Linked DNA regions of Mus musculus: region 2 is linked to region 1. Evidence: chromatin loops called from intact Hi-C (ENCODE). Cell type or tissue: heart. All regions are shown on one strand.

The links. Hi-C counts contacts between places; a loop is a spot of excess contacts. Peaks named below come from ENCODE experiments on the same cell type or tissue, not always from the same donor. Only the 100,000 strongest peaks of a DNase experiment are listed, where the experiment ranks them.
Region 2: it touches region 1 in a loop (2.3-fold over the local background); 1 of 42 quality-filtered maps calls a loop at or near these places.

The regions. Positions count from the first base shown.
Region 1 is chr4:41,047,767-41,052,766 of GRCm38, forward strand. It overlaps Aqp7 (aquaporin 7), which reads right to left and starts at 370. Exons shown (of 8, transcript NM_007473.4): 1 at 107-370. Gm25637 (a small nuclear RNA gene) reads left to right here and starts at 2,454; the gene lies at 2,454-2,560. In heart, CTCF peaks have their summits at 41 (motif pointing left) and 3,091 (motif pointing right); DNase peaks (open chromatin) are centred at 275 and 3,195; H3K4me3 peaks cover 440 bases; H3K27ac peaks cover 1,752 bases.
Region 2 is chr4:40,842,523-40,847,522 of GRCm38, forward strand. The region is part of intron 1 of B4galt1 (UDP-Gal:betaGlcNAc beta 1,4- galactosyltransferase, polypeptide 1); the gene reads right to left. Among named protein-coding and RNA genes, the nearest start is that of Mir5123, 5.1 kb to the right of the region's middle. In heart, no CTCF peak of the experiment used is centred here; DNase peaks (open chromatin) are centred at 1,479, 1,909, 3,049, 4,179 and 1 weaker place; H3K4me3 peaks cover 660 bases; H3K27ac peaks cover 3,765 bases.

The DNA of each region.
Region 1 (5,000 bases):
AGAGAGTCATACTCCAACTCCTGGTGAACTTTCTTTCCCAAACACCCCCTGCTGGGCTTGCCCCAAGGAGGCTCCCCTGTCCCAGACTACCCGCAGCCCCGCTCACTCTCTGAAGTGCTCTGTGTCTTTCAGCCTCCGTCTCACAGCTGGTCTTGATTCCGTTTCTCTATCAGGGAGGCAGACTCAAGCTGCAACTGAACTGTAGCTCTGCGGTCTCCGAGTCCTCACTTGAGCCTGCCTCTGGGCCCTCCCCAGGGTGGCTGTGAGTTCTGTTGTGCTTCTCCAGGGGAGAGGTCAGTAGGGCAGGGGTTTGGCCCATGCCACTTAAGCCAAGTCCATACACACTGCCCAAAATAGCATCTCTGTTCTTACCAGTAGCACCATGGAGACTGAGTTCTGAGGCAGCCCTTGTGAGGTCAGAGGTGGAGTTCCAGGTGTGAATTCTGGGCCTCATAGTCCCAGAGGAAAGGCCAGTACTACATGCCAAGTGTCTGGCTTATCTCTAAGACCAGAGCCAGAGGTAGCCTGCAGAAGGCCACAGAGGTTCCTGAGACCCAGGCTATAGAGAAAGCTGTGTAGATGGAGATGTACATAGAAGTTTCCAGAAAGTAACAGAAAGGTGGAAGAGGTGGAAGGACTGGAAAAACAATTCTGGGTCAGTCCTCAGAGAGCCCTCCACCTGAAGCAGAGGGAGGAGAGTTAGGCCCTCTCCTCAGGGGTCCCCATCTGGGAGAAGAGGAAAAAAGCCAGACCTGGTTTCCTGCGGCCCCCATTCCAGGTCCTGTCTTCTGGACACTGCCTATCTTAGGAAAAGTATGCCCAAGGCTCTATGAGAAAAACCAGGCTAGCCCAGCACGGGGCTGTTGGCTCAAGGCAGCCGTGGGATCTCAACTATGGGGGTGAGGTCAGAGGGAGCTGAAGACCACCTGCAGCCAAATGGTTTGTCTGGGTTCAGGGGCCCGGTGGGGCCAGGAAGAACAGGCAGGCATGCACGTGTCAGCAGGGGCTGCAGTGCCAAAGCATGAGGGTGGGTGCCTGTCATCGAGAGGTGGGTGATAGGCAGGAAGCCCAGGGAGACGCACACAGTACCTCGATGGGAGAAGTTATAAGATGTGGTTGTCCAAAAGCCTTGTATGGGAGTGAGACTGTCTTCTAGAGATCACTGAACAGGGTGTCTGTAGCCTGCACCCATGAGGCAGAGACAAGAGGAATACAAGTTTGAGCATAGCCTGAACTGCCTAGAAAACTCAGGCCATCACTACACAGAAATCCCACCATTGGAAAGCAGGGGAAATGAGGTCAGACTGGTCTACAGAGTGAGTCCCAGGCCAGACAATGCTCTACAGTCAGAGTCTGACTCAGAGACGAGAGTCACATGCCTACAACCGGGAGTTCAAGGTCATTCTCCACTACATAGTAAGTTTAGACTAGACAGCCTGGGCTATGGCTATATGAAACCCCAGCTTTATTTTATTTCAAGGTAGGGTTTTTGTTGGTTTGTTTCTTTGTTTAGTCCTAGCTGTCCCTGGAACTCACTTTGTAAAGAACCCTGGCCTCAAAGTCAGAGGCCAGCCTCTGGAGCTGCCTCTCTGCCTCTGGAGCACTGAGCTTGAAAGGCGTGGCCACCACCCTGCAGAGGCCTGTTCTCACACACACACACACACACACACACACACACACACCCCACACACACACACCTCCATTCAAGTGAAACCACTATTGCTGTCACTAAACAATTTCAGGGAGTCGCCAGTATGGGCAGACTTAAGAAAAGTAGCTTAGGGGCTGGAGAGGTGGCTCAGAGGTTAAGAGCACTGACTGCTCTTCCAGAGGTCCTGAGTTCAAGTCCCAACAACCACATGGTAGCTCACAACCATCTGTAATGAGATCTGATGCCCTCTTCTGGTGTGTCTGAAAACAGCTACAGTGTACTTGTAATAAATAAATAAATAAATAAATAAATAAATAAATATTTAAAAAAGAAAAGTAGCTTAGTTTATAAAAAGTTTGCCCAGTATGAGAGCACCGTATTAAAAGAATGGACGCCGGGCATGGTGGTGCACGCCTTTAATTCCAGCACTTAGGAGGCAGAGGCAAGAGAATTTCTAAGTTCCAGCCTGGTCTACAGAGTGAGTTCCAGGACAGCCAGGGCTACACAGAGAAACCCTGTCTCAAAAAAAGAAGAGAAGAAGAAGAAGAAGAAGAAGAAGAAGAAGAAGAAGAAGAAGAAGAAGAAGAAGAAGAAACCAACAAAAAACTAAAAGAATGGGCAGAGCGGTTCACTGGCTGGGCTATGGTGGTTGCACACCTTTAAGCCCAGCACTTGGGAGGCAGAAGCAGGTGGATCTCTGAGTTTGAGGCCAATCTGGTCCACAAAGTGAGTTTCAGGACAGTCAGAGCTCCACAAAGAAATTCTAATCTTGAAAAAATAAATAAATTTTAAAAAGAAAGAGGTGCTCACTCCCCTTGGCAGCACATATTCCGAAATTGGAACAAACACAGAGAAGTCTAGTGTGGTCCCTGCACAAGGATGACATAAATTTAAGTGTTCCATATTTTGTTGTAAATTTTGTTTTAATTGAGCTTTGGTACAGTTCCTTTTAATGTTCTGGAGACTGGACATGTGTTGGGAAGTAAAACTAACCCAGAACTATGGGGAGGGGGAGGGGAGGGGAGGGGAAGGGGAGGGGAGGGGGAGGGGAGGGGGAGGGGAGAGGGAGGGGAGAGGGAGAGAGAGAGGAGAGAGGAGAGAGGAGAGAGGAGAGAGAAGGAAAAAGGAAAAAGGAAAAGCCAGGATTACACAGAGAAACCCTGTCTCGAAAAAACAAAAAAGAAAAAAAAGAAGAGGAGAGAAGAGATGAGACAAGAGAGAAGAGAAGAGAGAAGAGAAGAGAAGAGAAGAAAGAAAAGAGAAAAGAAAAGAAAAGAAAAGAAAAGAGAAAAGAAAAGAAAGAAAAGAAAAGAAAAGAAAAGAAAAGAAAAGAAAAGAAAAGAAAGAAAAGAAAAAAGAAAGAAAAGAAAAAAGAAAGAAAAGAAAAGAAAAAACAATGGCGCCAGAGCACAGAATAAAGAGGAAACTTTGTCCTCTAGAGGGCGCCAGAGACCGGGCCATGTCTGGAACTTTCCTAGTCGTCCACATCCTTCTGCCAAAACAACCCTTCCAGAGCTCGTGATTGTAGCCAGAGCAGCTAAAGGTTCTGGCTCGCTCCGTAGCAGACACTAAGCGGGTTCAGACTGCTGCATTTCTTCCAGGAAAGGAGAGTTGCACCCTGAAAAAGAGGGACACACCTGTCTTTGTCGCCAGTCAGAGATGAGTTCAAGAGTGAGCTATGGGCCGAGGGATGGTGGTGCTCGCCTTTAACCCCAGCACTCAGGAGACAGGGGCGGGCAGACCTCCTAGTTTGAGGCCAGCCTGGTCTACAGAACAAGCTCTAGGACAGCCAGGGGGCCACAGAGAAACATTTTCTTGGGTGGGGGAGAGCTATGGAACTGGGTGTGGAGGTGCACACAAGATCCCTGCATTTGGAAGGCTTGGGGGCAGATGTATTGAGTTTGAGGATGGCCTGAGCAACACAGAAGAACTCTGAGTCAAATCAATAAAGCTAGGATCTTATCTGAAGCCAGAAGTTGGCTGTTAGACTAGAAAGAGAATAGGAATATATCAGTCTAGAGAGGCAAGAGTCTTCCAGAAAAGGTGACGTGGAAACCAGATCCTCCAAGATTCAGCCAGGGAGGAAGTGAATGACTCTTAAAGCTGACTCAACCCAGGATTGTGAAAACCTAACCTGAAAACGGAGACCAGCTTACGGAGGGTGCAGGATGGGCTGGGGTTACCATGAAACGCTTTACCTGTTTTGTTTTTTGTTGTTTGTTTTTTTTTAATCTGGCTGTCTTCTTTTTTTCTAAAGATTTATTTATTTATTTATTTTATGTATATGAGTACATCATTGCTGTCTTCAGACACACCAGAAAAGGGCATCAGATCCCATTACAGATGGTTGTGAGCCACCATGTGGTTGCTGGGAACTGAACTCATGACCTCTGAAAGAGCAATTGGTGCTCTTAACCGCTGAGCCATCTCTCCAGCCCTTTACCTGGTTTTCAATGCTATCCTAAGAGCCAAGCAGACTCTAAAGGGACCTAAGCAAGGAACACGGTAGAGCTTCTTTACTTCCTATATCCCCGAGGCCCTGAACTTCCGGCAAACTCCAGAGGAGGGCCCAGTCAAAGAATGAGCAGGTAACCAGGGGCTAGGACCTTAGGGAGGACTAAGAAGGAATAGGTGGAGGGAGATGGGAACCTAGGCCCTGGGCTGCCCAGAGGCTATGGATCCAGTCGCTAGCTACACTGAGTGGTGTTGTAGAGGGGCCGATGAGACATGTGTTTGCGAAGGGTTACCTGGGAGAGCTGACAAGATGGAAGCGGGTGTCTGCTGGAGGCAGGGAGTTCCAAGGTGGAGAGTGGGGTAGGGGGACAGCAGCACGGGGCCCAGGAGGGAGGGAGGGATTAGAACAATGAATCGCACTAGTCTGGACAGGACCAATGCAGATAGCTGGGCACAGAGAAGACACACTGGAGCCCTTTCTCCTAGGGATAGGTTCCGTGTAGGGCTGCCACATCCTGTAGAGTGTTCTTTCATCTGCAGATCCAAGATAGCTCCTGGGCAGGTAAGTGCCTGCAACCAGCTGGGAGCACAAAGTGGAACAGCCAAAAAAAACTCCCACTACACAGGTTGTCTCCTGACCTACACACACACACACACACACACACACACTAAAAATGTGGTTTCTTTTTTAAAAAGTACAAATATCCAGGTATCGATGGTGGCGCACACCTTTAATCCCAGCACTCCGGAGGCAGAGGCAGGCGGATTTCTGAGTTCGAGGCCAAACTGGTCTACAAAGTAAGTTCCAGGTCAGCCAGGGCTACACAGAGAAACCCTGTCTCGAAAAACCAAAAAAAAAAAAAAAAAGATAAATAAAGATAAAGACAAAAAGCAC
Region 2 (5,000 bases), 210 kb before region 1:
CTCCAAAACTAAGGTGGGGACTACTGAGGAAGACAGAGAGAGAACACTGATCGATAGACTCCACACATGGACGCAAGCACACACACTCACAGACACATACAGACACACACTCACAGACACATACAGACACACACACACAATCACACACACATATACAGACACACACACACAATCACACACACACACAGAGGCACACTCACACACACAGACACACACACACTCACAGACACATACAGATACACATAGAGACACACACACACAATCACACACACACACATACAGAGACACAGAGACACACTCACACACACACTCACACACATATACAGACACACACACAATCACACACACAGACACACAGAGACACACACACAGACACACACACTCACAGACACATACAGATACACACACAGACACACACACAATCACACACACACATACAGAGAGACACAGAGACACACACACACTTTCAGACACATACAGACACACACACAGTCACACAAAGACAGACACACACACTCACAGACACATACAGATACACACAAACACACATAAAGACATACAGACACACAAATACACACACACTCACACACACTCACAGACACATAAAGACACACTCAGATACACATACAGACACACACACACAATCACACACATAGACATACACAGACACACAAACACATACAGAGACACACACAGATACACACACAAGAGGCTGGGCTGGGGGTGTGGCTCAGAGGTAGAATGCTTGTCTAGAATATACAAGGCTCCCCAGTTCAATTTCCTGACAAGGGGGCAAATTCATCAGAAGTCAGAGTCAGAGTCATCCCTGCCTTGTTCAGTTACCATCCCATCCCACTCATATCCACTGTCTGAAAATACAGCGTGGAAAATTCCAGAAGCAATTCACTGTTCTTAAATAACTTGCATTATAGCATATTGGTAACAATTATAAAATTGCTCCATTTTTACTGCTATTGTCTTTTACTATGCTTGATTTATAAAATAAAGCTTGTTATGGACAAATGGGTTTCAGTACAATTTTTGTGGCCTCGGGTATTCTCATGGGACTATATAGAACTTCTACTATTGACGATAATATAATCAGAGCTTCACATGTCCTAGGCAGTATTTTAGGCCATTTCATGGCCACTCCCTAAACCTCTCATCTCTTAAGTAGATACTATTATTATCCCCATTTTATATGTAAGAACACTGAGGCCCAGAGACAGTAACAACCTTCTCACATCTCACAGCGGCCCAGTATGACAGGGACATTCCTCACTTGTTTTTTCAGTCTGTGTGTCTGTGTGAGAGTGTACTGTGTCTGCAAGCACCCTTAGCGGTCAGGAGAGCATCAGATCCCAGGAGCTAGAGTTACAGGTGGCTGTGGGCCAAACTCGGGGCTTCTGGAAGAGCAGTGCCTGCCTGCTCCCTGGGTCATCTCTCTGGGCTCCTTGTTCCATTCCGAGCCAGTCATGCACCTCTTCAGTCATCATACCTACCGTGACAGGGTCGACAAACTCCTAGGGAGCTGCCGCCTCACCCACCACAAATGCTCTGGAAACAGTGGGTAGTGAACGGCACCAAGAATGTCTGAGGTCTTTCAGACTGCAGCTATAGCTACAGTCTCTACACACAGGCCACGCTAGAATTTAGGAAGGAGAGCAAGACAGTCCCCTTGAACTTTAGAAAGGCCTAAAGGAGTCTAAATTGGTCTAACACACAAGGAGAACTCAGAATCCACTGGTGTTCCAGGCTTGCCTCTGCCCTCTACAGACAATGCACGCATGGGTTCTGCAAACTCCCGGGAACTCCCCCTTCACTGCCTGGGAACTCCCCTTCACTGCCTCGCTGAGGTCCCCTGGCCTCCTGCTGCCTCCAGCGCAGCCTGCAGTGCAGCAGGGCCTCTCTTTCACTGTCTTCCCTCCGCCTGCACTTCCTCTCCTCTCTACCCTATGGCTAACTGGAGGCAACAGCTGGACAGTTGGCTGTATGACAGCAACTAGAAGAAACCATGGGCTATTTCCAGCAATAGACCCCAGCCCACCACAACACCACAGAGTGTTCAGACAGGCTGAGACAGGGTTGCCAGAATCAGTGTGTGTTAGGGGCCCTTGGTTTCTGAGGCTGGCCCTAGTCCAGACCACCCATTTCACTCTGCCCATTAGGCCTCTGAGCATCAAGGCCTCAGGATCTGGCTGGCCAAGATTCACCCATGGTGAAAGGACTCTTCTGTAACAGAGGCCTGGGCCTTGTTTGTGCCTACCTCGTGCACTTCGTATTATAATAGATTCTCATTAAAAATTTGCTGTATAAGCAAGTGAGTCCATGTCTGTCTTCTTCCTTGGGGTCTTTCTAAGTATGCTTGTCAGCAGGGCCTCTCCTCGGGCTTTTTACAGTGTTTACCTGAATGTAAGAGGCTCCAGGCCATGTCGCCATGCTTGTCTAACACAAATGTCAGCTTCTTTGAGTCTCCCTTAGAAGTCTAGTCTTTCTTTTTTTCCACACAAAAAAGTCTGTCTTGCTTGTTCTGTCACACCAACAGCAGCTCTGTGGTTTCAGGATGTCAAAGGCAAGAGGACATTATGCAAAACAGGAAGGAACTTTTAAAGAAAATGTTACAGACGTTTTTTAGAATGAACTCTGTCATTGGGCCAAGCATTCACTGAAGCCCCAGCCAGGCCCCTCCAGGCACATATGGAAAGGCAGGAAGGAGCCTGACCCTGACATTGCATGAGTCAAGCTGGTCCAGCAGAATCCTGTCCCTTCCCTTTAATGCAACCTTGCTCTAACTTCCAAGACTCGGCGCCAAATGACCCCAGCAGATTCTCCACACCCAACATTCCCTCAGACGAGAATCTAGCTCTGCTGATGACATTCAAAATGGAGTAACTTCAAAATACACTCCTTGGGAACAGCCAGGCAACAAGCAGCCAGAGGCCTTATTGACATAATCCCCCAAGTCCGCATAGAAAGCCAGCCTCTGTTGCTCTCCTGGGCTTTTCCCTTAAGAGAATTCCCGGAAACGTAAGATTCTCACTCCAGAGCCCCTCCCTGGAACTCAGGAACTTGTGGTAGTAGAGAAAGAATGTCACGTGTTTCAGAATCTGATTTGCTGGCTCGTTTCCCACAGAGGTCTGTGTCACATCTCGATGATGTCAGTAGCACTGGGTTAGCCCACTGGTGAGTACCCAGCACTCAGCTCTGGAGCCATATTAGGCTATATAAACCTATCCAGCGATTCGACAGCTAAGGAAACAACTAGAGAAAGTTGACTGAGGAAGCACCATCTCCACGGGGTTTTATTTACAGCAGATCCCTCCTCAGACAGATCTAAAGGTCTGCTTGGGGCTGTACTCTGGCCCCACCCAGGCGCTTCTTCAACCTATTCTCCTTTTGATTAGAATTCTAGACGTATCATTCTACATAAGTGATATTCATTTGACAGCACCATGCAAACCTGTAATTTCCCAATGCACTTAACCCTTTGTACGAAGGCTTGACACCTAATGCTTCTCAAAAAGAATTCACTCTTTTCTTTTTCTCTTTTGGAAAATGTTCTACAGATACCACACACACACACACACACACACACACACACACACACGTACAACTCTATGCCCAAGGCTCATTACACCACCAGGAAAACAAAAACCACATCTATGTGTCTAACAGTCGAGTGATAAGAAAGTTATGGCATTTGCTGTTGACCAAGAGGATACCGCTCTTGAGATTTATTGGTTAGTTTTATTTATTAATTTTCTCAAAGTGTTGGGGCCTCACACCTACTAGCAATCACCCTTCCACTGAATGATAGCCCTATCTCACCTCTGTGGTTTTCTTTTTTTAAAGATGCAGGACCCAGATTGTAAGAGAACCTTAAATGAAAAAGGATAATCACCAGGCTACTGCATGAACTCAGATCAGTCCATTCCTCTGGTTAAGACATCAGCCATGCTGGGTGTCTTAGTTAGGATTCCTATAGCTTGATAAAGGCCATGACCAAAAGCAACCTGGGGAAGAAAGGGCTAATTTCATCTTAGAAGTGAAGCAGAAGCCATGGAGAGAGGCTGCCTACTGGCTTGTTCCTCCTTCATGGCTTGCTTGGCAGCTTTCTTATAGCACCCAGGACAACCTGTCCAGGGGGTGGTACCACACACACCCACAATGGACTGGGCCCTCCCACACATATCAATCATCAAGAAAATGCATCGCAAGCTTACTCACCGGCTAATCTAGTGGGAGCATTTTCTTACATGCAGTTTCCTCTTCCCGATGACTCAAGTATGTGTCAAATGACATAAAAACTAGCCAGTACACGGAGTACGGAGAGGCAGGAGCTAAAAGCCTAGGCTACCTTGCAAGACACTGCCAGATAAAATAAAATAAAACAACCCAGGAACAAGTTATCAGCTGTATTCTTTTCTTAAACATACAAGAAGGGAAGACGAGTAGAAAACGGGAGGGCAGGCTTATCTTAGGTGAAAAGAATGTGGCTTTCATTTGCATGTTTTCAGAGTTGAAGATCACCAAACCTAGGACTTACCTACAAGTGTTCTACACTGAGTTATACCCTCCCATTCCATATTACTTTCCACAAAAATTAAGATTACTAACACCCTCACAAAGAAAAAGGCAAATACAAAACCCATAGCCTTTGTCCTAATACCTAAGAGGCAAATCATTACAGTTACGCAATAGACCCAGAACGTACTTAAAATCACTGCCACAGAATTCAACAACACCCAATAAAAGATACAGCCCCTGGCCCTCATTTGTATAAGGAAGCCAAGCTGAAACAGAACCTGAACCTTAGCACGTGACTCACCCCTCTCTGTCTTCTAGTGACCGATCCCTTTAGGTCACATTCACCCAGAACTACCTCAGGCCAAACCACTACAGGCCTCTAACCTAGAGAGCTTTCCAAACAGGCTTTAGAGAGCTCTCTCCTGGGGCAAAGGCTCCCTCACCTCACCCTGCACAGTCCCAGACACACAAGG